2 separate regions of the Mus musculus genome follow, and region 2 is linked to region 1. Evidence: chromatin loops called from intact Hi-C (ENCODE). Cell type or tissue: heart. All regions are shown on one strand. Each heading gives the region's core, and the rest is flanking DNA. Links, peaks and the distances in the headings are about the cores only. Region 1 overlaps Capn3 (calpain 3). Region 2 overlaps Ubr1 (ubiquitin protein ligase E3 component n-recognin 1).

The links. A loop is a pair of places that touch in the nucleus more often than their neighbours do. Peaks named below come from ENCODE experiments on the same cell type or tissue, not always from the same donor. Only the 100,000 strongest peaks of a DNase experiment are listed, where the experiment ranks them.
Region 2: a loop joins it to region 1, with 4 times the contacts of the local background. A loop is called at or near these places in 18 of 42 quality-filtered maps.

The regions. Positions count from the first base shown.
Region 1 is chr2:120,473,229-120,489,742 of GRCm38, forward strand. It overlaps Capn3 (calpain 3), which reads left to right. Exons shown (of 24, transcript NM_007601.3): 2 at 7,455-7,524; 3 at 8,882-9,000; 4 at 11,263-11,396; 5 at 11,953-12,121; 6 at 13,105-13,248; 7 at 14,846-14,929; 8 at 16,440-16,514. Among named protein-coding and RNA genes, the nearest start is that of 4931402G19Rik, 12 kb to the left of the region's middle. In heart, for the core only: no CTCF peak of the experiment used is centred there; a DNase peak (open chromatin) is centred at 9,873; H3K27ac peaks cover 1,227 bases.
Region 2 is chr2:120,859,228-120,875,741 of GRCm38, forward strand. It overlaps Ubr1 (ubiquitin protein ligase E3 component n-recognin 1), which reads right to left. Exons shown (of 47, transcript NM_009461.2): 41 at 16,139-16,272; 42 at 13,897-14,005; 43 at 11,762-11,818; 44 at 8,999-9,076; 45 at 7,163-7,333; 46 at 5,091-5,192; 47 at 1,045-3,564. The coding sequence ends at 3,423. It overlaps AV039307 (expressed sequence AV039307), which reads left to right. Exons shown (of 4, transcript NR_038350.1): 2 at 2,961-3,097; 3 at 4,067-4,191; 4 at 7,103-7,463. Among named protein-coding and RNA genes, the nearest start is that of AV039307, 17 kb to the left of the region's middle. In heart, for the core only: a CTCF peak has its summit at 7,532 (motif pointing left); no DNase peak of the experiment used is centred there.

The sequences.
Region 1 (16,514 bases), core at 5,709-13,708:
TCCCTGTGAGCTCCCAAGCCAGATGAGAAGTGGTAGAGCATTGCACTACCCAGACAACTCTCAGAAAGCACAGCGGGAGTGGAACTGATCCCTACTCAAATCAGGCTTGGGCCTACTCTGTTCCATAGAGACAAAGACCACGTCAGGATACAGCTACTTAGGCTGCTGTTTCCCTCATCAGAAAACTGGCTCCTCAGAAATCACATGATCAGCAGTTGCTAATCTGGCTGAAGCACTTTTTCCTTTGTCCTTTTTCCTTCCCTCCCCCCATGACTCAAGCCAGCCCCAAACAAGCTGTTCTCTGAAACAATACTCACAGCCCTCCGCATGTTCTCCAGCTCCCCCCACCCCCAACCCTGAGACTGCTGTGGGCAATGGCCAATTAGGGCCAGGGGACCCACTTCTCCTCAATCCATGCAGAAATTTTTGGCTTGTTTGATCATTTGCAGGTATGCAATCATATTCACTGTTTGTATTTGTAAACATACAGTCATATCTGCCAAATACTGTTTGTCTACAGACACCCACCTCTGCTGGCTGTTAGAGTCTTTTTACTTCCTCTTCTGCAAGGTCTCTGAGTCTTGAGACGAGGGGCTATGATACAGATGTTCCATTTAGAGCTAAGCACACCACGGTCTTACTCTCTGAACACTGACTAGCTGTAGATCTCTATATTGGCTGTTGTCTACCGCACAAGGAAGCGTCTCTGATAAGGTTGAGAGATAAACTAGTCTATGGGTATAAAGACAAGGACATAGAGGACAATGTAATACTACATTTAGCAAAATAATAGTATTAGGGTCTCCACTAGGTACTATGGCCTAACCAGTCGTGGGATTTGGCTCAGTTAACAATACCAGATATGAGTTCCATCATGTGGACTGGATTTTAAATCAAACCAGAAAGTGGTTGGTTACTCCCATAACATTTGTGCCACTATCACATGAGTGGGAACATTTTGCCAAGATAGTCATTGTAGTTCATGGAGTTCATGGCTAGATAAAAGTGCTTAATACCTTTCTCCCCGAGTAGAATAAGTAGAATATGGCACTATAAAAATCTATCCAGTAGAAATGAAGCTTTTTGGTTACTACCAGCTTGAGTTACATTCTGTGACTGAAGTGTGTGGTGTGTTCAGGGACTAGGTCTTACTATCAAGCTCTAGCAAGAGCGAGAGCAAGAGCCCTAGCCTGTAATGTTTAGAGGAATCCATGGTCCACAATAACCAGCAATATGAAAAGAGATAACCCATACCTAGCATTGGTCCTTTTATTTGATAGCCTACAGTGCCTGGGGAGGCATGCTCCTCTATTATAGGGTTAATTTAATTTAAACTCTCTTTTATATGTATATATTTTAGGAAGTTTTATACAATAGTAGGTTTCTATGAGGCATTTCCAGTGGTCTTTAGTGTTAGTCATCCTTCCTCATACGCCCCTTTATTCTACCCTCTCATATCCCAGCCCATTTAAGAAAACACACTTTTTAGTTAAGAATCATTTTCGGCTACTACAGAATCCTGGTTATAGAAATGATTCAAATTTTAGTGGAACGAAGGGTCTCCTGATAAAATGATTTAGAGTACTGGACCTGGGAAACAGCTCAGTAGGAAAAGTGGTATAAATCATGCGAGCCCAAGTTCTGCCCCCTGGACCCAAGTTTTTAAAAAGCCAGGCGTGACAGAATGTATTCCTGTGATCCCTACGCTAGATACACAGAGACAGGTGCATTCACGAGGTTCACTGGCCAACCATCCTAGGCTAATCAGTGGACTCCAGGTTCAGTGAGAGGACCCTGTTACCAGTGGTCAGCGTCTGAGCTGGGTGTTTCCAGGGTCTTGACCTCCTACCCAAAGAATTGAAAATAAGGGCACACATAGATTCACAAAAGAAGCAAGATAATTAAATTGTAAGGGAAGCAGTAAAGCAGATTATAGGGAGGTATAATGTCAAGATGGACGGCAGGCCATGTGAGTGCTCATGGACCTAACTCATGTTTGGAATTTTCTTTTATGATATGGGAGAGAAGGAGGAATTGATTACTAAGGGTATAGTTTGGGCAATTTATTTTGATTGATAGACTAGGCCATACATTTATTTTCCCTACTGTGCCTGTTCCTTCCCACAATGCGTCTGATTTTGGTCTCTCTCTCTCACATACACACTTATATACAAACACACACATACACACTCAAATAATACATTCACATTCACACACACACACACCGAGAGAGAGAGAGAGAGAGAGAGAGAGAGAGAGAGAGAGAGAGAATAATATACACAGAGAGGATAATAAATAAATAAATAAATGCAGAAGCCAGCCCATACCTCAACTTGGGGATATTTGAATCCTGAGATTAGGCCACAAAAACTTGGATTTTTATTTGTTTGTTTGTTAAATTTTGGTTTGCTTTTGCTTGTTTGTTTTGCTTTTGTTACAGTCTTCCTCTATAATTAATGGTGGCTTAGGACTCTCCACGATGGCCAGGCTGGCCTATAACTCAAAGAAATCCTCCTGCCTCAACTTCTCAAGTGCTGGGATTGTAGGTCTGTACCATCACACCCACTGGAAAGCTGCATTTCACATGGCTGTAGCATTTAATGTGGATGCCAGAAGTTCTGACTACGCTTTAAGTTTCACGGAGTAGATGTTGGCAGAGGATGTCAGTGAACTGGTGGGGACTGGACAGCCTAGCATGCAGCCTGCCAGTCTCACCTTCCCGGTGTCTTCAGTTCTCTCTGTAAACGTAATGACAGTGTGGGGAAGCCACGCACTCTTAGGATAGTACCCCAGCACACACAGGCTGGGATGCAACTCAGTAGGGAAAGAGCTGGCTTAGTATGTGTGAGGTCCTGGGTTTGATCCCAAGCACCACCCAACCAGATGCACTAGTCCATGCCTGTGCTCTCAGGACTAGGGAGGTGGAGACAGGAGGATGAAAAGTTCAAGGTCATCTTGAGCTACATAGTAAGTTTGAGGCCAGCCCAGGCTACCTGAGAACCCCTGTCTCACAATCAAAGTGAAACATAAAACACAAACAACAGAAAGCGCTCCAACCCACATTTACCTGCTGCTCCCAACTCACACATTTCCTACCCAGGGATGCTAATCGTAAAGCATTAGGTGTTTGCATTCGCCCTGGAGTCAACTGTAATAGGGATGCTTGCCCTCTGCATCCTCATAGATCTGAGCCCCTAAGGTCTGCAGGGGGTGGGGCAGGAACATCGGGAGAAGGAGGCTTCATTACCCTCAGACAAAGGCTTGCAGCAGATTCCTCCTATGCATTCAGCAGCCTGTATAGGATTAGTGTATACAGCATGTTTAGAAGGCCCCATGCTATATCCCATTGACCGCCAGTGTCAAAGGCATGAATGCCTTTTGCTGAGGCAAGGGGAGCTCTCTGAAACTATATTTTCTCTTTTTAAAGCAAGAGTCCCAGCAAGGCTGTTGGAGGTGCCCTAAAGGTCCACAAGGCATTGTTATCTGTCCCCTGAGCCATCTCTGGCTGGCTCGCTCCCCCTCCCTGACTCCTTTCCGACTTGCCTGTGTTGCCCCTAGACCATGGGCTCAGGGGCCTCTGGACAAAGCTGCTGACTCTGACCACAGCCTTTCTCTGGACCGTGTTCATTTGCATCAAGCTGCTGAGGGTGGAGGAGCTATATAGGCTCTGGGCCATTCACCAGAGGATTAGGCCTGGGCTGAGGGTGCAGCTGGAGAGGCCGCAGGGAAGGCCGGGTTCCGCTGTTGGTCATCATGCCCTACCTGCTGCCGGGATTCTTCTGTGACAGGGTGATCCGAGAAAGGGACAGGAGAAATGGAGAGGGCACTGTCTCACAACCTCTCAAGTTTGAGGGGCAGGATTTTGTCGTTCTCAAACAACAGTGTCTGGCTCAGAAGTGCCTCTTTGAAGACCGTGTCTTCCCAGCAGGTGTGCAGGCCCTTGGCTCCCATGAGCTGAGCCAGAAAGCCAAGATGAAGGCCATCACTTGGAAGAGGCCAAAGGTAGGGATAAAGGGGGCATGGAATCTGTAGACAGATGTTGGGGAACTGGGAGTAAAGTGGTCAGAGCGTGGGGCTGTGGATTCACCCCAACTCTGAGCAACTAGCTTATTAATGTCCCCCTTACCCATAAGCCCCAGCTCCAAATACCTAACTTCTTATGCTAGAAGCTAAGGATGTTGTTTTCTATTCCTGAACTGCGTGGCGAGGGTTAGGATGGCCTTTAGATCCCTGAGATTATATTTAAGAGTGCCAATGCATTGATTTAAATTCCCATAAGATTCGTAGGTAGAATCAGCTCGGTTCTTCCCGAGACCAGGAGTTTGGGGAGGGAAGAGTGGAGTGGTGAAGAGAACAGAGGCTTGAAGTTTCAGGTCCACAGAAGGGATGGACAGTGAATTGACAGGAGGCTGGAGGCGAGCCTTAGCCTTCTGGACGAAGCTGGTTCATTAGCATGGTGTCAAGTCTGCTTAAACAGAAAAGTCCCCGCTGACCAGCCAGACAGTTGATCCAGGCTGCCCTATCAAGGGGCATCCTAGGAGCCCCAGCATGGCAGCAGGAGGACGTCAAAGCCCTTCTTCCTGCAAGGCGGTGCCTATAGCTGCAAGGGAGCCTGCTATATTTAGAGCTGGCAAGGAGTGTGCGTGTGCGTGTGCGTGAGTGTGTGTGTGTGTGTGTGTGTGTGTGTGTGTGTGTGTGTGTGAAAACCCAGAACATCTGCAAGGCACATTCTTTACTGTATATGCAATTTTTAATTAGTTAAATTACTTTTTAAATTTTTAATTAAATTTTAAATTAATTTTACAATTACAGGATTACATAAAAACTGTAAAGATAGCGCTGGGCTCCCATGTGTAGTCCCTCTTACCTGTGCTTTTCACTCTCTGCAGTTTTTGCTGACCTGTAGTCAACTGGGGTGCGAAAATACTAAATGGGAAATTCTTGAAATACTTCAGAAGTTTTAAATAACCTCCACTATTGTACATTGTTTTAATTATTCTATTTTATTGTAGTATTAGTCATCTCTCATTGATTTATGAGTTAAACTATTGGTGTGTGTATAGGAAGGAGTCTAATGATCTATATGGGCATTGGTCATAACCACAGTTTCAGATTCCTGGGGGTCTTGGGATATACCCCACAAGTAAGGAGACCGCTACCTTTAGTCCAGTTTTCCTTGTTATATCATGACCTGTACCTCGGCGATCAGTAAGATTGATTTGTTATTGAAAACAAAGTCCACACGTTATTTCCTTAGGGTTCTTCCTCTGTCTTTTTATGTTCCAAGACTCCTCCCTTGTATTCACTTATGTGTCTTGTGTCCTTAGCCTCCCCTCTCAAGTTTTCCTGGTTTCCAATGAGCTGTGCACTTTCACAGAGCACTAATCAGGTATTTTGTAAAACACCTCTCATGGCATCTCTCTCGAATTTTCTTCCGAGTAGGCTGAACTTATGGATTTGTTTGGGTTTTTTTATATATAATTTTTTATTTATTTTAAAGTAGCTGAGTATTTAAGTATGTGTATACCACATGCAGTGCTCATGGTGGCCACTGGATGGCACTGGAGCCCTTATAACTGACCATTACAGACCAACTGAGCTACAGACCATTGGAAGGCAGGTGCTCAACAAAGGCTGAGCCATCTCTCCAGCCCTGGGCTTATGTGCTTTGAGGAGGCTGATCGCAGAGGTCAGGCACAGACTGTAAAATGCCTCCTCACTGCTCACATTGACTACTTTGATATGTTGCACTGCTTTGGGTGCAGAAAGTCTTATAATTCTGCATGAGAGGTCTGTGTACTCTGTGTGTCTCTGTGTAGCCCTTTATACCAATACTGACTTATGCCTATTCATTGCCAGGAGAGCTATGGTATGATATGGATGTGCCTTTCTATGTAGTAGGATGGAGACAACCTTGAGTGTGAGGGCAGAGCTCAGCTCACTTGGGAGAATTGTGTAGTTGTGAGGAAGGAGAAAGACAGTGAGACAGAAAGACAGAGGACATGTCTAATTAGGGTTTCTATTGCTGTGATGAAACACCATGACCAAGACAACTTGGGCAGCAAAGTGTTTATTTCAGGTCACACTTCCAGGTAAGGAACGGCCCATCACTGAGGGAACTCAGGGCAGAAACTCAAACAGAGCAGGAACCTGGAGGCAGGAGATGATGCAGAGGCCATGGAGGGGTGCTGCTTACTGGCTTGCTCTTCATGGCTTGCTCAGCCAGCTTTCTTATAGAACCCAGTATCATCAGCCCAGCGATGGCCCCACCCACGATGGTCTGGGCCCTCCCCCCTCAATCACTAATTTAGAAAATGCCCTACAATCACATCTTATGGAGGCATTTTTCTCAGTTGAGGCTCCCTCCTTTCAGATAACTTTACTGTGTCAAGCTGACATAAAACTAGCTAGCACAGAACACTTCACAGGAATAACAAGGTTTCTTGAAGCTGTGAAGAACAACATTAAAAATCAAAACACTGAATCTTTAATGAGTTTAAAAGTTTTTTAAAAAATTGCCGGGTGTGGTGGTGCACGCCTCCTTTAATCCCAGCACTCGGGAGGCAGAGGCAGGCGGATTTCTGAGTTCAAGGCCAGCCTGGTCTACAGAGTGAGTTCCAGGACAGCCAGGGCTACACAGAGAAACCCTGTCTCGAAAAACAAACAAACAAAACAAAAACAAAAAAATTTAAAACGAAGCAGACACTGAATGAAATCAAGAGTGCTGTCTGTTGGCTGCTGATGGGCGTGACTTAGCCCATGGGCTTGGAAACTGCAGCTGCCACCATTGCTGCTGTGGGTGTGTTTGCCCCTTCCAACTGGGGAGGGGGGAAGAGGTGAGGCTCTCGTGGGGTTTACAGTCTGCTTCCGCAACTGCCAAGGCCTGTGTCCGGATTTCTAAAAAGGGAAGATTGTTCTCCTCCTCCTCCTCCTCCTCCTCCTCCTCCTCCTCCTCCTCCTCCTGCTCCTCCTCCTCCTCCTCCTCCTGCTCCTCCTCCTCCTCCTCTTCCATCCTGTGCCCCAGTTTACAGAAAACAAAGCCATAAGTTCTGCAGCCTCTTGCCCGTCCCCCCTCTCAAAGAACATTCTACCCAGTACGTGGTATGGAAAGAAGAGGGGACAGCTTTGAGGCTCTTACCTCCTCTGACCCTCAGATGTTTATTGTTCATTTTGAGACAGAGTCTCCCAATGAAGCCCGGGCTGACCTTGAACTAGCCATGCTCCTGCCTCAGCTCCTCCAGTGCTGGGATTACAGCTGTGCACCAATACACCAACTTCTGAGCTTCAGCTTTCTGGTTTCAAAAGAAGAGCGCTGGCTCTCCTCTTGGATGGCTGTGGAGGCCGGGGAGGGGGACAGTGAGTGTAAATCTTTGGCCCCCAGTGCAGTAGGCCATCAGCTCAGCCAGGACTCCTACAATGGTGTTACAATGGTTGTTTCTGTTTTGATTTCACAGGAAATTTGTGAGAATCCCCGGTTTATCATTGGTGGAGCCAACAGGACTGACATCTGCCAAGGAGATCTAGGTAGGAAAAATCCTCTATGTCCTACCAGGTGACCCAGGGTTAGTTAACCTGAGAGATCTCTATTCAGGATGGGAAGGGATAAATTCTGGTTTCTCTTTTAGTGCATCTCCTAATATTTTAAAATAATTTTTATTTATTTATTTAGTGAGTGAGTGTGTCTGTCTGTCTGTCTGTCTGTGTGCACATACCATGGCCTATACCTGTGAAGGTCAAAGGACACCTTGTGGGGGCCAGGTTTTTCCTTCTTCCGTGTGGCATCTGGAGGTCAGTCTCAGGTCCTCAGATCAGGCATCTCCACACTAAAGGAAGTCTTTTGGCAGAGGCGGCGTCTGCCATGTAGAGGAGAGGACAAGGTTCTGTCACCTTGTCGTCTGGACTGTTCTGAGTCCCTTCCTCTCCTCCACCTTTTGTTCTGGAAGCATCCTCCCTAGGCAGACTGTAGGAGAGCTCTGTGAAGAGAAACTGGAGAGAACATTAAAGGACTATTTAAAACTTGACCCAAAAAAAGCAGGAACAACTGAAAAATACCTATCACTTTGTTCCAGAAAGGGAGGCTGAGAACACCTCAGGTACAGTGGCTTCTGGCATCTGAGGGACACTGCCTGGAGGGTGTGGACAAATTAATCCCTGAGCCCTCAAACCAATACACTGCTTCTGAGCTGAGTCAAGGCAGGGAGATAGGGGGTTTGGGTGGTTACAAGCCTCTCTTCCCACCAGCAGTGTGGCAGCTAGCCTGTGCCCCCAGTAGAGCTATGGAATTGTCAGGGTACCAGGCATGTCCCTTTGGCAGCCTTAGTGACCTGTGTAGAATGGTTCTGTGGCAGCTAGCTGCCCAACACCCCTGCCTTCTGACACACGTCTGCTTAGCTGATGGTTCTCTAATACTGTTTTCCGTGATGCCAGAAGGGGAAATGGGCTCACCCTACAAAGACAGAGGACAGCCATAATTACCACTGTTGTCTCTACTGAGACCATAGAAGGAAGTGACTTATTTATTTATTTATTTACAATGTAAAAAGCAAGAGGAATTTATTGTTCCAACATGTTGCGGTTGCCCTGCACATGGAGAGAGAGAATGACCAGGAAGTGTTTTATTAAAGGAGGAATCCATTGCCTAACTTAGGAAAGCCTGTCTTGAGAGAATGAGTTACCCGGTCCTCGTGCTGCTCGTGCCGTTGAGGAGCTCCTGTCCCTGACAGTCTCCTTGCTTGAGCTCACACCTACTTGAGGGCAGGCAGGAAGCAGGGCAGTGGGCATCCCGAGTCATTAGCTATGGGGAGCTTCTTACTGGGGCTGGCAGGGCTCTTCTGAGAGGGGAAGCCCCCATCTGACTACCTGGGTCTGTTTTTGCTTGCAGGGGACTGCTGGTTTCTTGCAGCCATCGCCTGCCTGACCCTGAATGAGCGGCTGCTTTTCCGAGTTATACCCCATGATCAAAGTTTCACTGAAAACTACGCAGGGATCTTCCACTTCCAGGTGAGGAAATGGGGGTGTGGTTGAGACAGCAGCCATACCTCAGTTAAAGATAACCTCAGAGAAGGCACCAAAATGTTCCGTGCTGTAGTAAGGAGGTGACCTTCTCTTGTCTGTAGTCTGTCTGGTGTCTGTGTCTCTCTCTGTGTGTGTGTGTGTGTGTGTGTGTGTGTGTGTGTGTGTGTGTGTGTGTGTGACCCATCTGTCCTTGTTGCCTGTGTATCTAATGAATGTATGTGTTTGCTGTCATGTCTGTGTTTTTTCTCATCTGTGCCTGTGTCATATGTCTGTTGCCTAGTTGTATGTGTGTGTGTGTGTCTGTCTGTCTGTCTGTCTGTCTGAATCTGTGCCTAACAGAGGGCTTTGGTTTGTATTCATTGAACAGTACAGAAATTCTTTGCAGAAATCTTGAACAGATTTTTACAAGGAAAGAAATCACTTTATTGACCTCAAATCACCCAGAGAATCAAAAGCACAAACCCACAGACATATTATCAACTTACATCCACGTGTGGCTTCCAAAATGGGGTAGTTGTTGCGTACCGTTGCTTCCAACCTCTTGGCTGTTTTCAGGAAATTATTACCACAGCGTGCATAATCTTAGGTCATGGTAATAGTAAAGTACATAACTTGAGATTAAAGCTGTGTGTTTAGCTTAGGTTATAAAGGCTGATTACTTGGGAAATCGAAAGCATAATGAGGTTGGCTGCTCTGTTCTCTGAAAGGCCCATTAAACTTCCCCAGGCTGAGTGCAGAGAGGCCAGCAGGCTAAGTACATAGCCCTAAATGATCTCAAGGCATATTATTAACTTGGCTGCAAGGTCCCGGAAACGTTCAGTCTCTTCTGAGTCAAGAGATATTTTCAGACAAGTATAGCACCACCCAGCCACAGTCTGGCCACCCTGGGTCTCCCGGCCTTGACTTCCCAGCTGGCTCAGGAAAGGTTCTACACACCTACCTGTGGGCAATGACCCACTTACAGCTACAAGCTTGCAAAGAAGCAGGTGTTTATCTGTGCCCTCCAACTTACATACTTTCCACTGTGCCCCAGAAAGGGGGAGAGAAAGTCATCCAGGCTGCTGGCTTGAGTGCCTATTCTTGTCCTCCAGCTGGCTGGCTGCTATGTTATTGCCTGAAGCCCCCCCCCCTCAAACAGGTTCTTAAGATGCTCAGCCTGAAAGTGTTGGATTTTTTTTTTCTGTGATCCCTGGCTCATGACCCTGTACCCTTGACAGAGGAGTCTATTTACCTTCCTACTGCTATCACTTACCTTTCTAGGTCTTACCAGAAAATTCTGGTCTTCTGGGCATTTAGTGGCTGGTTTGACCCAGCCCTGAAAGTATTGGTTCTAGAATTAATTTATCCATTAGAATTTTTCTGGGCACTGATCATCTTGATGCAGAGACAAATTCTGGGTTGGATCAGAACAGATCTGAGACCTGCATGTGGGGCTCTGGAACTTTCTGTGGTTCTGAGCAGCGTGCCTCTGGCCCTGAAACTTCCTAGTGTCGAGAATGACTCAAACTGATCAGCTGACATCCCACTCCTATGGTACCTCAGCATATCCAGTGCACTCCCCTTTTCCATTTTAGCCATCAATCAATAAATAAATCAGTTGGGTGTGGTGGCACAGACCTATAATGCCAGCACTCAGGAGGCAGAGACAGGAAGATCAAGATAAGTTCGAGGCTAGCCTGGGTACCTAGTAAAAACAAGTTGTTTATCTGTGACCCCTGACTTCTCATCCTTGACGATGTGCCATGGGAAGGGAGGGAGGAAGGCATACTGCCTGCTGACCTGTGTGCCTCAAACACAATAGAAAGGAAGGGAGGAGGGGAGGGGAGGAAAGAAGAAAATGGGATAAAGAGAAATACTTTAGTTAGCCCTACAGCTTTCCTTAATCATGAGTTCTCAATCCTGGGCGGGCACTGGAATCACTTGGGATACACGAATGTATTTAAACTAGGTCTGTCCCAGACCTATGGGCAAGGGAGAAAAGTCTCAAACCCTAAGATATTCAGAGGACCTACTATGTCTAGAACTGGGCTGGGCTTTTGACAGACACTAAGGGATATGCAGTTTCCTGTTTTGCAGAAGTTCATGGCCTAGTTAGAGATAGATTTACACACTCAAAAGCCAGACTAGAATGAACAAGCTTCAGGATGCAAAGCCCAGGAAATGGTAGGGTTTTGGCTCAGAGTCCTATAGGATGTGGGATCAGGTAAGGGAGTGCACAGGGGTGACTGGGCTTCTTTCTTCTTGCAGTTCTGGCGCTATGGAGACTGGGTAGATGTGGTCATTGACGACTGTCTGCCAACATACAACAATCAGCTGGTTTTCACCAAATCCAACCACCGCAATGAGTTCTGGAGTGCTCTCCTTGAGAAGGCTTATGCCAAGTAAGGCAACATTTAGGATGGGAAACATTTAGGACTACAGGGGTGGGGGATATGGATTTCAAGATTCAGCCAAAGTCTCCTTCACATGGGGCTAGGCATGTGAATGCATGCTCATGTGGATTGTGGGAGTCCAGTAAAGAGCCCGAGTCAGCTTGAGATCAGGACTGGGCAGTAGGAGCCCTATCTGAAAAACATAAAAGCAAAAAGATATAAAGATGTGTGCAGTAAGTCTTCAGCTTCCTACAGTCAGCTCTTTGATCCTGCCTTCATCATGGTGTTTCAAGTCTTCTTCATCAGCTCATTGCTTCTCTGGAGTTCAGCTCCTAGGATCTTACTTGCTTAAAACCATATACTTGTAGCACATTCATAAGACCAGGTTGTCTCTTACCTTAGCCCTCCACCTCCGCCACTAGATTTAGCAGATAGTGGAAGAGGGCTGTGGGAAATGGGGACCGTCATGACAATGCTTCTGGCCCTCTCTGGCCTAGAGTTAACTCAGCTTGTCATACTTCCTGGAACTCCTAGACTCCAGACTGCCTTTTGTCCTCTCTCCAAGGCTCCATGGCTCCTATGAAGCTCTGAAAGGTGGGAATACCACAGAAGCCATGGAGGACTTCACAGGAGGGGTGACAGAGTTTTTTGAGATCAAGGATGCTCCGAGTGACATGTACAAGATTATGAGGAAAGCTATCGAGAGAGGCTCCCTCATGGGCTGCTCCATTGACGTAAGTGTGATTCCAGGGAGGCCCTTCACTCAGCTAACAACAACACACAGCTTCCTCCTGAGATGGGGTGGATGCTGTAAAAGCAAGAGCCACATTGGTGAGATGGCTCGCTGGTAATGACACTTGTTACTAAACCTGAGGACCTAAGTTTGATCTGGAATCCACATGGTAGAAAGACAATGGACTCCCGAAACCTGTTGTCTGACTTCTGCATGCACTTCCTCCCCACACTAAATAAACAAAAATTTTTAAAAGAAACTACCAGTAGTTCCAGCAATTGAAAAGTTGAATCCAACCTGATTTGATTAGTGAGGTCCTGCTTCTAAAAACAAAGAACATGGATGATGGTTAACTTTAAAATTGACAGTTTTTCGGTGGGAATGTGTCCCTGAAGGTGGGGTGCTTTCCAAGAAAAAGAATGAGCCATGACACTCCAAACATTAGAATTCTGGTAGCAATAGACCAGAGGCCCCACTGATTGGCCTCTCTTGTCCAGACTGCTCAGCACAAGCGTGCCCCACAAGCCAACCACATCGCTGGCTATGGATCTTTGCCCTTAGAAAGTTCTGTAGTCGCTGAGTTTTGACATCACCTCAGTCCTTGGACTCTGTGCTGCAGTCTGGATGATCTCTCTGACCCTCTCTCAGGGTACCAAGATCATATGAACTGAGACAGGAACAAGGAGAGGACCCACCATGGCCTGGTTTCCCCAAGAGCTGCTTTGGGAATAGTAGTCTGGGGTGGGGCAAGCCACCTCCTGCCTCTTTCTCTCCCAGCACTCCCTGTGGGTAGGAAGGCTTGGTTGTCACCACATGGGAGAACTCTCCTGTCCTGTCATTGTCTTGTATCTTTTCTGCATTTACGCTCTGTTGATGTCTTTCTCCTCTTTTGCTTTGCCTGTCGCTCCCCCTTCCCTTCCCGCCCTCCCTTGTTTGCACTCTTTCTTTCCTGGGTTCTCTACTTTCCTTCCCATTGGGCCTCAGGATGGCACGAACATGACTTATGGAACCTCTCCTTCTGGTCTGAACATGGGGGAGTTGATTGCACGGATGGTGAGAAATATGGATAACTCGCTGCTCAGAGACTCAGACCTGGACCCCAGGGGCTCAGATGACAGACCGTCACGGGTGTGTACATCTCCAAATGTCGAGACTGACTAGCGCCCCCAGATCTGCATGGCCCATCCTTCTGAAGTCAGTGCCAACAGAATAGATTCCCTCCATTTTGGTAACTCTCCTCTAAGGAACACAGGGCTTCAGTGCTATGTAGTGCTTGCATCCTCCTGTTTGAACGGCCCATGTGCTTCCTGAAGGACTGAGCCAGACAGAAAAGCACAGAGGAAAAGTTAGTCTATATTTTCTCATCTAAAGATAACTGCCCAGGGTTTGGTATATGGTCCTTCTGGGCACAAGCTTAAACTATATATTTTTTAAAATTGTATCTTAGTATATGTTACATCTTTACAGCCTGTTTTTTGTTGTTGTTGAGTTTTTTGGTCCTCCCCCCCCCCCACCAGCAAGACAGGGTTTTTCTGTGTAGCCCTGGCTGTCCTGGAACTTACTCTGTAGACCAGGCTGTCCTCGAACTCAGAAATTCGCCTGCCTCTGCCTCCCAAGTGCTGGGATTAAAGGTGTGTGCCACCACTGCCCGGCAAGGTTCATATTTTTAAAATGCAACTAAGTATTCTTTTTATATCATTTTAGTAGCTGTACAATATTCTAGTGTACAAATATATTATAATTTACTTACTAACACTCTATTATTGAAGAGTTAGAGGGTTTTTTTAAAGTCTGTTTTTCAAAAGTGCTGTAATAAGCATAAAGACAGTTTTGTATACACCCATAATGGTTTCTATAGGAGAGTCTCAAGAAGAAAACTGCTGGTCAAAATGATAGGCCGTGTAGCGCGCCAAAAGCCATCTCAGGCAGCCTCTGAGCTATAGCTGAGCGGATTAGTGAGTGCCCTGCCCTAATCTGAGTCAGATGAATGAAATCGAAGACACTAAGATGAAAAAAGTTCCAGACTCACCTACACCTGTCACCCTGAAGGCGGCTTCAGGAATTCACCTCCATGTGGCTCCCAGAAGCTTCCCCAAAGCTGTTGTTACTGGGCCAGCGGATGCTGAGATGCCTGTCGAGAGCTCAGAGGGCGTTGGTGGTCTATCTACCCTTGTGCCGAGGAACCCTCAAGAACTAGAACTTGAACATCTTTGCCCCTGAATTCAGGCATAGTCCTGTCACAGCAGGGAACCGCCCCGTATGTATTGCCAGCATTGGGAGTCTTGACTTCCATGTTCTAGTAAGTGTGAGAGAGGTGAAGTGACAGCAAGAGAACTCTCTTTCTCAAATCCTTCTTTGGGGAATAGTCAACTCTAGATGGGCTCAGAGGAAGGCACAGACCCCAGATGTCCCCCTCTCCTCTGCTGAGGAAGTCTAGAATGGAGGGGAAATTCTTTTACTTACCTCCTATTCCAGGACTCACCTTGATCTCTGGCCATCAGGGCAGCAAGATCAGCTAGGAGGAGTAGGGCAGCATCTTCCTGTTGCTCTTGAAAAACCAGCGAGGGTCTGACCCTGGCCATAAGGCATAAGGTCAAGGAAGAGAGTCATCTTTAGTCTGAGATAACTCAGAAAAGGACCAGCATGAACCCTTGTCTCCAATCAGCAGAACTTCTGCCCTCCTTCACCCCAACTCCTGACAAGCTGTCTGGTTATTTCTCTACAGACAATTGTTCCAGTGCAGTATGAAACAAGAATGGCCTGTGGGTTGGTGAAAGGGCATGCCTATTCAGTCACTGGGCTGGAGGAGGTGAGTCTGTTGGAGCTTGGTGGGGCCTGGAAACCCCTGAGCTGACCTGCTAATGTCAGGACTTAACTTTCTGTGCCTCTCTCATGACCCAGAGAACTTGCCAGTCAGGTCCAAGCTGGGTTCCTGAGGGCAGAAGGGACCTATGGGACTGACTTGAGGTAGACCTGGCCGCTAATCTTCTGGGTTCAGCTGTGTGTCTAGTGAATGTACACACTTATGTATTTGTGCCTGTGGAGGCAAGGGGTCAGTATTGGGTGTTCCTTGGTGATTCATCTTATTTTGAGACGGTGCCTCTCACTGAGCCTGGACCTTACCAATTGGTTAGGTTGGTTGGTCAATGAGCTCCAGGGATCCGCCCTCCCTGTGCTGGGGTTACAGATATACTTTGCTGTGGCATCTTTTTTACATGGGTGTTGGGGATCCAAACTTGGGTCTCTATTCTTGACCAGCAGGTATTTCATCAGCTGAGTGGTTCCCTGGCCCTTCCCTTTGCTTTTAATGCTGAAGACTGGGATTTTTCTAGTTGTTTCCAAGGAACAACTAGAAACACAGCTTTTGGCCTACAAAGTTGAGCTTGTGTACTGCCTTGTTTCCTGTTCACTCGTGTCCATTTTGCTTCCTGTGGGGTTTCTGAAGTGTCCTGGGTCATTTCCCAAGCAGGATCATTGTGAGGCTGTAGCATGCAGTTGGACAGGTTATGTCCTGAAAAAAAAAGTGGCCTAAGAGGCTGAGTCTGCATCCCCCAGGGCACATGACTGGAGAATGGGGCATCTTTTTCTAACTGATCTGTTAAGGGGAGGCATCTGTCTGTAGTTTATCTATGAGGGGCCTGCTTTAAATCACCCACAGAAAGGTGTAGTGAAGGGTCTCAGTAGAAGCACTTACTGCGCAAGTCTGAAGACTCAAGTCCAAACCTGGGACCCAGAGCAGAAGGAGAGGACTGACTCCAGGAAGTTGTCCTCTATTGTGCACATGTGCACTGAGACACATGCACACCCACCCTCACATCACACACATACACACATGTGCACACACACATGCACACACACACACACACTGAATAAAAATAAGGGCAGGAGAGGTGGCTCTGCAGTTAAAAGCATTTATTGTTCTTCCAGAGGACCTGGGTTTGGGTCCCAGCACCATCAGGTAACTCTAGTTCCAGGAGCTCTGAGAACCTCTGGCTGCCTGCTCGGGCACTTGCAGGCATATGGTGCACATAAACTCACATGGGCAGACATACATCCACATAAGTAAAAAGAATAAAGCCTAACAAAATACTTAATATGTTTCTAAAGCCTCATCATAAATGTTTATCCCCTTCCACCAGTACATACCATGGCCAGATGCCTCACCCTGTCAGCAAGCTTCTGGTTTGTCCACCTGGCCAGGGCCAGGCAGGCAGCCTTTATACTGGATTCTCACAACTTCTACCCAGCCCTCATACCAAATCAGATGCCCCATCTTTCCAAACTTGCTTGAGCTTCCAAGTTGTGTCTCTTTGCCTCAGGCCCTGTTCAAAGGTGAGAAGGTGAAGTTGGTGCGGCTGCGGAACCCCTGGGGCCAGGTGGAGTGGAACGGCTCT
Region 2 (16,514 bases), core at 2,870-10,869, 380 kb after region 1:
GCTTTTTATCAGTGTATTTTTATCACAGCAATAGAAAAAGCAAGACACTCTCATATGCCATTATTTTCTTTTCAGAAACATAACTATGTTATGGAGGCTGGTCTCCAAACTGATAGGCTCAAGCAATCTTTCTGCCTCAGACTCCTTAGTCATTGGGTCTGCCAGGAACAAACTACCCACTTTCCTTGGCTTATAGAATCTTTTTTTTTTTTAATGTAGAATTTTTTTTAAATCTTCTTATTGTTTAATAGTGGTTGGCCTACTGTTTTACAATACTAGAACATTCTGACTTTATCTGTACAGTCACTCTTGCCTGTGAGTTAGTATCTTTCTTTTCTTGTGGTGCTGGGAATCAAACCCAGGTCTTATGCATACTAGGAAGGTGGTCTACTTGACCTAAATTCTTAGCCCCAAAGTCTCTTTTTTCTTTTTCAATCCTGAAGGCTAGCTTTATCTTGGCTGATTTTCCCCCTGTCAGTACTATGTACATCTTAAGTACTTTCTCTTTGCTTATAAGATTTCTGAGAAGTTTGCCATCAGATAAACAGAGACTCTTTATGCTTGTTTCTTTTCTCTTGCAGCTTTGAGAATCTTTATATTTTATACCTTTGAGAGCTTAATTATGACAATGGGGCAAAAGACTGAATTAAAACCTTCCAGTTTTGTACTATGTCATAAAATGTGTTTAATGTAGGCATAGAACACTACATGCAAAGAATGTATGTAAATCTACATATGGTGATGGAATGTATAGTCAAAAAGTTTGGAGACCATTAACCCTAAAAGTCTGTGTCTTGAAAAAACTTTAACCTGGGTGTGGTGACATATGCCTATAATTCCAGTTCTTCAGAGATGGAGGCAGAAAGATCAGGAGTTCAAGGCCAGCCTCAGCTATGTCATGAGTTTGAGCACAGCATGAGCCCAAGAGACTCTGCCTAAAACAAACAAACAAAACATGGCCGAACTTACATACTTTTAAGTAGAGCTCTTTTCTAGGTAAGGTTTTTATACTTCAAACCCAAATGCCCAAACATGAGAAGTCCCTTTTTTCTTTTTAAATATACACATATAAGATATTTTATTTCAAAAAAGCACAAGAACATTATACAAGTTTTTAATTTACATTTTTGCAATAAAAGATATCAATATATGCATCATCTGTATAACTTCATCATGAATGGAATTTGAATCAGTGGTATAAACATGTTGCAGTCACTAAATATAGATCATCATCACAGTGAACCAAAATGCATAGTTGTTATGAAATGACAAATGACCACTAAAAGGTGAACTCACAGCCCATACACTAACAGAATAAATTAATTATACAGATATATGTTTATCTTTACTGTATCATTAAAATCCTTGCCAGCCCCTCACCAATATTAAAAACACAGAGTCAGAGCCATCCCACTAAACCAATTCTTTCATACACTACACTACATAAAGTGACTTGGTTGCTTAAGTAAACTTCTTAGCAGACTTAAATCATTTGTCATGATGAATACTATTAAAGATCCCGTGGGCTGGGGCAGCACTGTGACCTAAGTCTACCTCCAGTGCAGAAACTTCCATCTCAAGAAGCAGAACTGAGTGATGAATTAGGCTCTTTGGCTAGTGCTAGCTAGTCCTCCTAGCAGCTTGAAAGCTTAGCTCCAGGGTTTACAAATTGAATCTAAGAAGGCTAAAAATAAAGTCTTTATCCTTGGCAAATGGGGGCCAGATGACTAAGGCAGAAATGAGCATCTTATGTTGCCTATTCTAGCCCAGATTTCAGAGCTAAACAATCTCTCAAAAAAAAATTATAGAAAAAACAAAGGGCAATGTTCAAATTTCTTAATCATATTGGCAAATGGCACAAGCCAAATACTGAATTTATTGATTTTTGTCTCTTATAATTGCTGTGAACTGTTCATTATAGTTGCATCTAGTTCCTGCTTTCTTCTGAGTAGTATTTATCCAAGTAGGAAATCATGATTGTGAGTCTGGTGCCTGCTCACACCAATTTCTTACTGCAAAACCCACTTTTCATTCCATAAAAATGGCAACAAATTTAGCCCCAAATGTGCATCACTGATCACTTATCAAATGTATTTTTACTTCCTGGTCTTCACTAAACAGAAGGCAGGAAAACACTTAGACACACACATGGCAGCAGTAGCCAAGGGCAAAGGAAGAGACAATCTCCAAACACATCTTTCAACTGCAATATTACCCAATACCACAAAAGCTAAAATAAGTATCAACTGATCTACTCACAAGGTCTTGATATAAAACGGTAAAGCCAAGAATCAAGAGGTCTATGCACAGACTCAGGAGAGCTGCATTATTTATACGCAAGATGGCTCAACCACAGCAGGTTATAACAGGACACACACCTGATTACGTTGCTTTTTTGTTATTGTTGTTTATATTAATCATAAACAGTCGTTTATGAAAGGTTTCACCTAGACATCAAATCAAGGACCTGTTTCTTACAAGCCATAGAAGGTTGCAGAACTGGCTTAAATACAGTGTTCTAATTTCATCTCTTATGACCATTCACTGGGGCAATTTTCTGATTCCCATTCTACAAAGAGTTTGCTTCAAAACAAGAGTTTTCTGAGAGACAATAGGATGGGGCCCCAAGAGACGAGATCTTACTGCAGAAATCTGCCTTAAGAAATGTAACTGATGGAGAACTTGTGACTCCACAGAGCTCCCTGGAATCAGGTGAGGATAACAGGCTTTTGTATAAGGAATGCGTAATGAGCACATTCTCCTGAATCTACTTGAGGTCTATACTGGAAGGATGCTTTCCAGACTAGCACAGCTAGCACTCTCCATAGAGAGATTTAGATCTGTTTCTGACTGAAGCCGTAGGTGGTACAATAAGGATATTTCCTTAAAGAAGAAAGATGTTTACATGTTTTGAAATTTTTAATTGAAAGAAACTGCATAGTTGTGCAATTCCTCTTTAGACCATCACAGGTGATCAGCATCTTTTCAGATCTAACCCAAGCTAAACTACACTCGAGAAACACCAAATACAAAGGTGCAGAGATGTTAGCCAGATGGAGAAATGTCCACAAATGCTTAATGTGACCTCATTAACCAGGTGGGTGATATGAAATGAACTAGGACAGTTATGAAGGGAAAGGAGTTTTCTGGAAATATTAGCAGAAATAGACACTTGGATGAACAAGCATTTCTTTAGTGTTCTAGAACATAAAACATTAATCTATGTCTTGTTTTTCCCTTGAAGCTTATGTTTGATAATTGAAAGCAATATTCCATTAAGGAATATTTTATTAATGTGTGTGAATCTGGACATGGATCAAAAGACCCTCCAATACTTCCCCGTCCTCAGAAAGTTCTCTAGAATTTTAGATCAGTCTTTATTATTGATGTCACTCATGATTGTCTTGAGGCAGAACTGGAGCTCAGAGTAACTGCCAGTTGAATCCAAATAGCATCTGATTAGTCTCCTGGCTCCGAGCAATCTCTTCTATAATGCAGTGCTGTTGCCAGACCAAATGCAGCTTCCGATACCGCTCCCGAGATAAATGAAGTGGGTTTCCTCTCCTTCAGGAAAAAAAAAAAAAAAACAAAGCTGACATCTAAGCTTTAACAGTGCCATCTCTAGTCTTAAATCAGTACACACTACCAAGACATCCCTGCAGCTATGAGCGCAAGCATCAGGACGAGGCCCAGAAACAGGGCAACTCTTCACTGATTACTAAGAACTTGGCACACCACTTAGTTAAGGAAGCAGAAATAGACTATTTGGGAAATCAGGTCTCATACATAATGAACATAATGAGACCTCATTTAAACAGGTTCTAACTTGAAGCAGCTCTGGTCTTTTCTGGTGGATAGCTGAATGAGGTTCTAATGGCTTTCTGTCCTCACAATTTACCCAGCTTCAGTTTATGATTTTGTGTAGGAGGTTAGGTTTGAGGCATAACACTAAGACCTTAAATCATTCTTCTCCTCAGAAATACTTTGTTTTATAACCTTCCCTATGATTCATCTTGCACATGCTTGGTGAACACTTTCTTGGTTTTTGTTTGTGTTTTTTTCTCAGTCTTGTTACAGTGTCCAGGCTGGGTGTGAACAGTGATACTCCAGTGACCTTCCTGCTTCATCCTCCCAGGTAGCAAGAACTCCGTATAGATGTGCATCATCATACCTGGCTTAGCAAATGTTTAAGTAAGTACATTTCTATTCCAGGGTTACCTAGTTTGCAACACTGTGCCAGCTAACACAAAAAGTCTGAAGTCTGTTGAGTACAGTCATAGCGATACCTGGCATCTCAGTCCCTGGAACATCAGATGTCTCAGCAACTTGTCAACTTTCACACTGTTTATCATTAACTTAAAAGTTCCACATTTTTGTACTTTTCTAGAACAACTCAAGATTATCCTCAGTTATTAACTATTTTGTTGTTGCTATTGGTTTTGTTTTTGAGATAAACTCTCACCATGTGGCCCTGGCTGGCCACTATTCAGATCTGATGAATCTTAAATTCAGAGACTCACCTGCACTTGCCTCTTGTGTACTGGAATTAAAAGTGACCTCCACCCTGACCAGCATTAACTACTTTGACCACTCAGTACCTTCCTCTTAAACTTAAAGGCAAGTCAAATGCTGTCTCGATAAAAACAAATCCCTATATAATCCATTAGAGCCCAAGCCCTATCTAGTGAGTCTATTCTTCTGGATGATATTTTAAAAGAATAATAAAGTTTGGGAGAGAACTCTGTCAGTCAAGTGCCTGCCATGCAAACCTGAGGGGCCTGAGTTCAAGGCCCCAAACCTACATAAAAAGTTGATAACATGTGGTACTGACCAGCTACTCAGCCTCCTAGCATCAGGGAACCTGTCTCACTGTCTCACCAGGCCCAGGTGCTAGAAAGTGGGCTCAGTGGTTAAGATACTAACGACTGTCAGAGGACCAAGGTTCAGTTCCCAGCATCCAAATGGCAGCTCACAAACATCAGTAACTCTATTTCTAGAGTTTACGTTTAAAGAACTATTAATATACACATACAATAAAGCAAATAAAATATAAGACAACTGATTAAACCTTCCACTAAAGAAAATCTTACTTTAGCCCTGGGTCTGTTTCTCCATATTCATCCAAGTAAGGGGCTGGGTAGGCACAGCCTCTGGCTTTTCCTTCCACCAGGACCACCCTGCATTCTCGGATTCTGAAAAGTAAATCCAATGTTAGCAAACACTGTTAGATACACATATGCAGATGATAGACATCGAATCAAAGTTAAAGACAAGACATGCTCAGTAAACATTTAATGAAAAGGCAATACAGCCGTGGATGAAAACACTATACTGTGGGGTGTTTTGTTTTGTTTGTTTTTGAAGAAAGGTCTCTCTGTGTAGCCCTGGCTGTCCTGCAACTCGCTCTGTAGACCAGGCTGGCCTCGAAAATCCACCTGCCTCTGCCTCCCAGTGCTGGGATTAAAAGGCGTGCGCCACCACTGCCTGCAATAAACTGTTTTGTCTGAGTAGAAGGAACAAACACTGCTGTTTTTCTTGATGCAATAGAAAAGGATCCATGAGCCAAGTGTGGTGGTGCACGTCTTTCTGAGTTCGAGGCCAGCTTGGTCTACAGATTGAGTTCCAGGACAGCCAGGGCTATACAGAGAAACCCTGTCTCGAAAAACAAAAACAAAAAAAAACCAAAAAAAAACAAAAAAAACAAAAAAAAAAGGATCCGTGGATCTAGAGAAATGGGAAATTAGTAATTCTACCTGGATATACTGAATGGGAGACTGTCCTGTGAGCCATAGGACCCTGGAGAAATGTGGCTGGGCCTATTTTTGCCTTTTCCTAACTTGCTACTTAGGCAGAAGGGGGCTTCAAGGAAGGATAGAGCACCCTCCAGTCTAGAACTGTTAAAGGCTTTCCTAGTTCAAGCCAACCTCCAATAGTACTTTGAGGACACTTGAGATGCTTATTGCAGAGAAATGGTTAAGGACCACAATGAGAAATCATAAGGCAAACAAATTACAAAAAATAGTTGGGATAGACAGACTTATTCCTGTGGCTTCAAGCAAACAAGTGTTTGAGTTTGACTTCTATACCGTTCTTTGCTCTTGTCTCAAAGGTTGCCTTTTTTAAAAAAAGATTTATTTATTTATTTATTTTATGCATATGAGTACCCTGCAACTATACAGATGATTGTGAGCCATCATGTGATTGCTAGGAATTGAACTCAGGACCTCTGCTTGCTCTGGTCCCTCTTGCTCCAGCCCAAAGACTTATTATTATATGTAAGTACACTGGAGCTGTCTTCAGACACACCAGAAGAGGGCGTCAGATCTCATTACGGATGGTTGTGAGCCACCATGTGGTTGCTGGGATTTGAACTCAGTACCTTTGGAAGAGCAGTCAGTGCTTTTACCTGCTAAGCCATCTAACCAGCCCCTCAAAGGTTGATAATATATCTTTAAGCAATGATAATATATCTCACAGTAAGTCTTAAGGGTTTATATAGGCAAAAATTGAATTTCACAGGAAAATGGACAGAAAAAACACAGAAATCAACTTTAAATTTGATTTCTCCCATGCAAGCTATCTTCGTTTATAAATAACTATTGTTCTAAGTAGTCAATCGTTTGTTTAAAGAAGGAAATAAAAACATCTTAAAGAAAGGCAAACATAGGCCTGCACTTGGGGGGCAGGATCTCTGAGAGTTCAAGGCCAGCCTGGTCTATATAGAGAGAACCTGTCTCAAAATAAATAGCTGGGTATGGTGGCCCATGCCTTTAATCCCAGTACTCTGGAGGCAGAAGCAGAAGATATCTGTAAGTTCCAGGCTAGCCTGGGTTACAAAACAAGTTCAAAGACAACCAGAACTACACAGAGAAGTTCTGTCCCAAAAAACCTAAATAAATATACAAGTAAACACACACATAAATAAGGCAGTCTGAAATTAATAATCTGCACATACTTTATAAGCATAAGTTTTAGGATTTCAAGCTTTCCTTTCATATCTAAATATTACACAGAACTGGGGTCACTGATATAAAGCCTATGCCATTAAAGATTTCTCTAACAATGAAGGAAATGTAAACAGAATATTATTTTTTTTTTAAAGAACTACTTATTCTACTGGCATATTCACTCGATACGTGTTTCCAGATGACTCCATACTCACTTTAAGAAAATGCAGACTCCAGCACCACAATGAAGCGCATGAAAAACGCACGCTCCAACCTCTTCCCCATTCACTATTTCTTGGCAACAGATGTTCTGAGAACACAGGATGGCCCCACAGAAAAGACAGAGGACAGGATGCTTTCGCTCATCATCTGCAGACCGTGGACACCTCAACAGGGGAAGACACATTCAGTGTGTTGGAAAACAAGAAGCACATCATGTATCTATTTAGTAATAAAGCCTGTTCCATCACTCACCCTACTCAGCAGAGAAATACAGGAATTTGTATTGCTCTTCCAGAAACTCTTGAGATCACTCTAGCCCCCCCATGCCTGCCTGTAACTACAGCTCCGAGGATCTGGTGCCCTCTGCTGGCCTCCACAGAAATTTGCACACATGAGTCATAGACATACATTAATAATAATAAATAACTCTCCCCCCCCCAAAAATTTTTTTTAACTTAGCTCCACTTAAAGGAGGCCTATGCTACCAGAGAATCTTGCTCCAGGTGACTGGTCAGCACAGCCTCCTGAGCCAGGCTCATCTGTGCTGCCCACTGCTCAGGAATTTTCCTCTAGCTCAACCTCCTATACCAAGTGATGACCCCAGTACCCCCTGCTTGAGCCGGCCTATGCCTGGGAACCTCCTATGCCAGACCTGCCTGCTCTTTACCTTGGTGAGAGAAGTTTCTTACTGAAATGGGTAGTTCACTTAGGGGCTGGTGAAGATGTAAAGACATAATGTCCCATACATTGCTGGTGAGACTGTTAAATGACACAGTGGGTTTGACACTAAAGAAAATCAAACATATGGCCTAGCAAATGACCTATGTATACATTCACATGAAATGAAAATTGTACATTCATCTGGCAGCTTGTATGTGAATGTTTATAGTACATTATTCATAATAGCTAAAAGGAAGAAACAATTTCATAAATATGAATGCCCATCTATGGAAGAAAATATAGACAACTGTGGTCTATATGTATAATAAAAAATATTAACCAAAATAGGAACAAATTTAATACAGCTACAACTTGGATAAGCCATAAAAACATATTGAGTGAAAGAAGACCCAGATTTCTGCTATGATGACACATCCACACAGCTAATCTCACAGAGTGAATCATCAGTGAGGAGGAGGCAAAAAGCCAGGGGCGTGCAAAGGAATCGGTGTTACAACTCCTCTGTAGTGGCGAGAGTTTGGACAGGCAAGAGGCAGTGAACAGTACAGCCTGCAGTAGTTCTGCGACTCTGTCAGTGATGAATGACAGAAGTGTGTACTGTAGCATGGTTTGAGGAAACCGAGTACAATGGATACACAGCAGTCTCTCCTCTTTTTAAAAAGATTTTATTGTACGTATGTGAGTACACTGTTGCTGTCTTCAGACACACCAGAAGAGGGCATCGGATCCCATTACAGATGGTTGTGAGCCACTATGTGGTTGCTGGGAAGTGAACTCAGGACCTCTGAAGAGCAGCTAATGCACTGAACCATCTCTCTAGCCCCTGGCAGTTACTTCTTAAGCAAGCCATACCCAGAAATCTGTGTGTATGTGTGGGGCTCAGAGACAGCTTGAAGGAGACTGTTCTCTGAGACAACAGGCTTGGCAGCTCCTTTACCAGCTGACCCCTCACTGGCCACTTTTTCACAATGAGTTCATTGGTTGTATGGTAGGCCAAATGCAAGTTCAGGAACGTTACAGTCTCTCTCTCTCTCCTCGCACGCACGCACACACGCACGCACGCGCGCACACGTGCACACACACACACACACACACACACACACACACACACACACACACACACACACACACACCCCTTTTCTTCTTACCTAAAGTGAGAAGCCTGATTTAGAAGACAGCTGTAGTCCTCAGGAAGCTCTATCAAACTATTTCTTTTTCTAGGGTACCTAGAGGCATAGTTTAAAAGACAGTGTTATACATAAGTAGGCAGATTAAAACTGAAGAAGGCTTCAGAGCATGCTACATTTACTTATCTATAAACTAAGGTTGAATATATTCCAACCATGGGCAATTCATCAATTTAATGTTTTCAGAAAAAATAAAGAAGAGAAATATTAAATGAACTTCATTAAGACTCAACAGTTTAAAAGATGTTAAATATAAGTATGAAGGAACTGGGCATAATTGTGTACATCTTTATAATCCTAGCATCAAGAGTCAGGCAGATCTGAGTTCAAGACCAGCCTGGTCTACATGGTGACTGTGTGTGTGCATATGTATACATTTATTAAGGAAACTCCCAAAACTCTTGAAGACTAAACAAGATACTGAAGTGAAACAGAATATGTTTAGCACTTGATATTCAGTGGCTAATGTTAGCATCCATTTCCTTTACAAGAGACGGTAAAAGACCCATGTAGTCTAAGGAGGGTCATCTGAGTAACAGGAGATTCTCCCTAGATGAAAATCAATTTATATTTTATAATTAAAAAATACTTTTCTTAAAGATTTATTTATATTATATGTAAGTACATTGTTGCTGTCTTCAGACACACCAGAAGAAGGCATTGGATCCCATTACAGATGGTTGTGAGCCACCATGTGGTTGCTGGGATTTGAACTCAGGACCTTTGGAAGAACAGTCAGTGCTCTTAACCACTGAATCATCTTTCCAGCCCCTAATTAAAAAATATTTTAAGAATATTATTTATTTTATGTATATGGGTTTGCCTACATGTATGTCTGTGCACCATGTGTGTGCTTGCTGCTCAACTTGGTCAGAAGACAAGGTTAGATCCCCTGAAACTAGAGTTATAGGTAGTTGTGAGCTGCCATGTAGGTGCTGGAAATTTAACCCCGGTTCTCTGGAAGAGCAGTATTCTTAACTTCTAAGCCATCTCTAAGCCTTTCACTTATAATTCTTAATTCAGCTAAAAATAATCTTCTCTAAAATTAACCCTGCCTCATTAAGAATTGTCTTATCAGGCATGGCAGCATGCTTGTAACTCTAACAGAGAGGAAACTGAGGCAAGAGGACTTTTTAGTTTGAGGTCAACTTGGGCTACATGCTATATAACAGTTGTAGGCTAGCTGGAATTACACAGTAAGACACAGTCTCAAAAACACCAAACAAACAAAAGAAGAATCTTTTCCTCTTTAAGTTTCCTTTTTCTTTTAATTTTGTAAAGATAGGTCCCATTTTGTAACTTGGGTTGGTTTCAGATTCAATGTGTAGCCCAGGCTGGCCTCAAATAAACAGCAATCCTTCTATCTCCGTCTCTCAAGTATTGGACTACAGGCACACCTACTTTCCTCTTTATATTTCTTTAAGGTATTAGTGGTATATCCTATATATTATTATATTTTGTGCTATAATGTTATATATATATACTATATATAAATCATGCAATGTATATAAAGTATACACATGTATATAACTAACTAAGATTGCCAGTTGCTCATAACCAAAGAGTATATGTGTGTTATCTCCTTTCAATTTCTCAGATTATTTCAGTACCATGCTGTGGAAAGATATTTAAAAGGTACACCATGATATGAAATAAAGAAAAAACTGCATGATAGTACTAGTTGAAAAATATATATTGACATCATAAGCTTTTCTATTTCTCTATATAGCGGTGTCTTTCCTTTCTGGGTACTGACCGGCCGCAGGGCTACTGTTATCAATCACTAACGTTGGGTTGTAGGGAATGCAGCTTATGCATATTTCCTGTAGCTGAACGGAGTTCAAGGGCTGAAGAGAAAATGGTACTAGGAACCAACTCTTGTATCAGTTTACTGAAGCAACTCAATCACATAACAATTAGATAATACACAGAATGTAATATAAGCCAGGCCACAGGCAAACGTGCCATTCTCTTGTTTGCTGTTTAGGGATTTAGGAGGCTGGAAGATATATATAGACACACTCACATGCCAGAGAAGACAGGCTTCAGGGAAAAGGTGGCATTTGGACATGTACTTGAGGGAAAATGTAGATTCGGACAGACCCATAACTCAAGAGAAAAGAGAGCTGAGGAAACTTCTTGTTAGTTTGGAAATAGTCTCATTTCCTTACAAAGCCCAATCTGGCCTGCCACTCATATGCCTCATACCTCAATCTCTCTCTTGGATCACAGCTATGTACCATCATGTACAGCCTAAGAAAAGTTTGTCTTTTTTTTTTCTTTTTTTTTTTGAGATATGCATGGGGTCTAGTTTCTAAGCATATACACAAGAAGGGGAGAAGACTGTCAGATCTATTTATATTGTTATTCTCAAAGGGTGGGGAAACTGATTTATATGAACAGTGTAAACCACCACCTCCTGGCTTTAGTAAACCAGCAGCTCCCAGACACAAGCTCCGTTGCCTTTTGACAGGCAGGTACCAATTCAAGGATGATTCCTCCAGTGGAGCTGGTGGCTTCTGACAATTTAAGAAGGAAGGATAACCATTTCTGAGAAAAAAATCAGTGTAGGAAAAACCTGATATCTGGCGGCAAAGACCAACAGATATCCAGGAAACAGTGAACTGAGAATAAAGGGGACAGGCTAGAATTAAGGCAAACCAGCCAAGCATTTTAGAAACACAGTTCTGGATATATCGAAAAGATTTAAATAGTAAAACCAACCTGACCACAGCACTTTTCTGCTTCAAAGACTTGAGTAAGGCAGGATCTCCACACCACCTGTAAGTGGAGTCAAGAGAGAAGGAGGCTGGTCACAGGCAAACTGCAGTGCACATCAGCTGCTCTCTTCTCTCTAATCCTCTCTGTGTATTTAAGTTTACCTCTTACCCTTTTCTCTCCTTTCCTACTCTCCCAACCCCTTCTAAATCCTTTTTCAAGGATTTGGTTAATTAGTCTTTAGAACAGAAACCATCTACAATTTAAATGAGAGAAATTAATAGCAGGAAGTAGCAATACCAGTAATAATAGGGGCTCTGCATACAGCGTGTGTGGTAGGTATACTTGCCTACTCCCAGGAGAAGTGACAAAGGACCAAGAAGGCCCTTGAGACAAAAGGCCTTTAAAAAAAAGGAAAAAAAAAAGCCTTAACTATTTGCCCCAGTGCAGGTCGGAGGAGTGGGAGGAAAGACGACATCACTGTTGCCCTGGGTTGAGTCACCAGTGGGTAACAGGATTGCAGCAGGCTTTTCTGGTATCAGTAGAGCCACAGTCCCTACTGAAAAGATGTCCTGGGAGGCAGAGAGGTGGCTGGGAACTTTATCCTCCCTTGCTTCCAGCCCCTTGCTTGTGCCTCCCACTGGATCAACTGACAAAGAACAGACCTAAGGCAAGCAGAGCCAGGAAGAGCACAAATGGCAGAAGCTTTCTTCATACTTAAACTAAAATAGCACATCCAAGACTCAGCCACTCCATACTCAGCTGCACTATAAATGAAGTTTGTGTCATTGTAATAAAACAAGTGACGTTAATTCTAAACCATGAATTCTAAAAACAATTCATTTTGATTTTATGAGAGATCACAATGCCCATGAGAACTCAGGAAGCAAAGCAAAAAGCTGGCAGAGAGCCTAGGGTGTGGGACTAGGAGTCCCACGAGGCAGGCTAGCATTCACCCAGCTCTGACGTGGGCATGAGAAGGAAAAGGGACGTAAGGAGGACAGACAAACTCATAGGAGAGTGAGAATTCAGAGTAACACGGTGAAACTGATTGTAAGAACGGTAGGACAGACAGGCATAGGGAGAGGGAACTGGAGTCAGACGCAAACAAGGCGTCAGGATCAGGTGCAGCAGAGTCTTTCTGAAAGGGAGGCACATGCCTCTCTAGTCACTGCAGGGCTAGTTGGCTCTCAGCCACTCTTCTGACATGTGTTCTACCACATTCTCCACAGTTTGACATACAGTTCCAGATTTCACTCTCTTTATCCTTTTACATAAATTCTCATGTACTGAGAAATAGATTCAAATGTGCTACATAATCAAGGGATAACCTTGAACTTCTAACCTCTAGCTTCTACCTCGGGAGTTGTGGGATTTTAGGCACATATGCCATGGTGACTGCTTTATAGGGTGCTGGGTGGAGGCTGAACAGAGACTTCGTGCAGGCTAGGCCAGAACTCTACAAACTGAGCAATACTACAAGCCCCAGTGTGAGCTTGTTAGGTTTCTTTCTTTCTCGAGACGGGGTCTTACTCGGTAGCCTGGGATGGCCAGGAACTCACAGAGCTCTGCCTTCCTCTGCCGACCATGATCAGTCTTTTGATTCTTAATCATGATTCTGTTTATGAGCACTTCCTTCTCCCCACCACATTTTAAGATCGGACCAAAATAATAACTGTACAAGAACCAAGTAAAGTGAACGGGGTGCAGCTGGTCTCAACCCCACTCCTTAAGTGCGTGCACTGAGAATCTCTGTACGCTCCTGCCTCTTGCAGCCAATGTTAATCTACTGAAAAGCTTAGAGAATAATAGTAATTTTAAAATTTTTGAAACTAAGAGAAAGGCATTGATTATGGTCCCCATTTGTAATTCCAGCATTTAGAAGGCAGCTGAAAGAGAAACAGGAGTTCAAGGCCACCCTTAGTTACATAGTGAGTCTTAGACCAATCTGGGCTCTATTAGACCCTGTCTTAAAAACATAAAAGCAAATGTTTCACATTGATCCCTGGAGGAGTCTGAGGATGAACAGAGTTTGGGGTTAACACAGCAAAATCCTGTATCAAAACCAATCAAAAGTTTAAGATAAACATAAAAAAATTCAAACTAGATAAAAGCCATCATTACATTTGCCCCCATAGTACCTCTGTAGTAAGGGCCTTATGGTATCCCAATATTCCTGGAAAAGCAGGAACAAATTTGTGGGTAAAGATAGATAGCTACAGAGTGCACTGAATTCTCCTTCAGCAGAATCTGCAAGAAATATCAAGATATATTTGATGAGCACATTATTCTGATCTACAGTGTTAAAGGAGCTCTTCATTATTTATACTCATTTCTATCTGCTCCATAAAACAGTGGGTGGCAAGTAAGCCACAGTGATCCTTTTATAAAACGAATGTGAGTCACCCCATCAGATGGCTCCTATGACTATCACTTAGTATACAATACAAAGTCTCTTCTTCTGGGGTTAGTATGTGGAGACAGGTGGTACTTTGCTGATGATACAACCCAGGGACTGGATTGGTGAGGTGCTCTACTGAGTTCGACCCTAGCTCACAAAGGCTTTATTGTGGCATAAATGCCCAGATAAAATGCATACATCTGGCTACCTCCTGGACCTTCCTGCGCAGGAGGTTTCCAGCTGGAATCAAATCTTCACTGTTCTCTTACTATGCCAAGCAATACCTTACATTGAAAGGCTCTTCACCTCTCTGTCAGCTGAGCTCCTTCTATGCTGCTCTTTGTTTAATTCTCCTTGGAGAAAAGTCTTCCTTGACTACCTATGTCCTTGAGTCCTGACCCTGGCTGTGATCAGCTTTACTTTGCAGGACTCATTACCATTTGGTATTATACCTTGCATATTTAAGCTTTGCTTAGATTTGCCTGAATCCTAAAAAAGAAAATACTTTATTTTTTTATGACAGCTTTGGATAAGTACATGAACTTGCTGTGTGTGGCAGCACACAGAAATTACTTGGAGAGTAGCATTCTATTTTATAGAGAACCCTGACAAAGGTTGACCACACCTATTGAACTGAATTCAAGATAAGGATGTTAACAGCTGGTAAAGGTGACCCCATTTATGTATCCTCAAGGGACAAAATGATCCTCTGGATAATTCTGGGCAATTTAAAAAAATCAAACAAATACTCTGACTCTCACAAAGAGGACATAGTATGTAAGGAAGCCTTCTCTATTTTTGTCTAGATTTAGAAATAAGTAAAAGAACAAGAAATGATACTGTTAGTAAATGCAGGTTTTTGATGTTCAGAAGGCCTTTTTGATCATTATTTTATCCATTAGTATAGCTATGTATTCAAAATCCAAAGTCAAGTATATAATAAAGTCACCTTCCTGTCTGAATAGTTCTTTTCCATAAAGGTAACAAACATCTCTAATTTTCTATATATCCTTCAGTTAATAGTCTTCATATATGTAGTTTATTTTATTTTTGAGGCAAGTTCTCACAATATAGCCTTAGGAAGCCTGGACCTCCCTATGGAAACCAATCTGCTTCAAACTAATAGAAGTCAGCCTGCCTCTGCCTCCTGGGTACCGGGATTAAATTGTATGCCACTACATTCAGCTTGCACATATGTATGTTTAAAAAAAATTGTATGCATGCCTGTGTATGTACACATGTACATGTGTGTATGTATTGCTTTCACATGGAGGCCAGAGGACAATTTTTAGGAGACAAGTTCTTTCTCTTCACTTTGTTAAGCCAGGTCTGTCTTGTTTCTGTTGCTAGCTGGGCCACAGCCTTCAGGGTGCTTCTCCTGTCTCTGCTCCCATTTCTTCATAGAAATGCTATGATTACAGTTGCTTGCCACCACATCTGGATTTAAAATTTTTATTTACTTTTTATATTTTCTTATTTACTGGGGGAGGGGAAGGGCATGACTATATACAGTGTGCATGTTGTGGGTTTGAGAACAACTTGTAAGAGTTAGTCTACCCTTCTTCTGTGTGGGTTCTAGGGAGTAAACTTATGCTGTCAGGCTCGGCAACAAGTACCTTAGCCAGGGAGCTATCATGCTGTCTGCCCTACACTCAGCCTATTCTGTGAGGAGTGGGGATTGAACTCGGGTCATCATGCTTGAACAGCTCGCACCACTGTCTGCCCCATGCTCTCCCTCCCTGGCTTGCAGGTGCTCTAAAAACACAGGATTTAACTATGCACACTCAGGAACCACCAGGAGGATCTGTGGCTTATGAAAGCAAACTAGATTTTGGCCTCACTTTTAATTTGAACTCGCCCTGGGCAGGGGACCTGGGTTCAGCATGAACACAGACGATGGGTAGGGCAGGGGCGGTTCCACTGTTCTCTCTGTCAGTGAAGACAAGTCTCCATTCGCTGTCTGATTTCAGTCTTCTACTTACTGGCAAACAGTTCTTCAGGCGGAGCTACTCCAAGTAAATAGTGGAAAAGCAGTGCAGCACAGCGGAGGTAAGGGGTGATGCCGTTCCTCAGGGAGAGCCACAGGTACCAGCCGGGAGCACCGCACCCAGCGAGGCTAGGATTCCAGAACAGAACATTTACCAGACTGGAACTAGAGTTTAAACACGACCCCTGATAAAATCACATCTGGTTAATGACTTAGTTTCTAAGCATTTTTTTAAAAAAGTATTCAGTTAGCCAATAGTTTTTATGTCCACCTGACAGCGACACTAAAGCCCTCAGCACTAGGCAAAGACTCTCCAAGGGCTAAACCCAGCCTCTACCAGGGAGACTTTGAAAAGCGATCAGCACATTCTC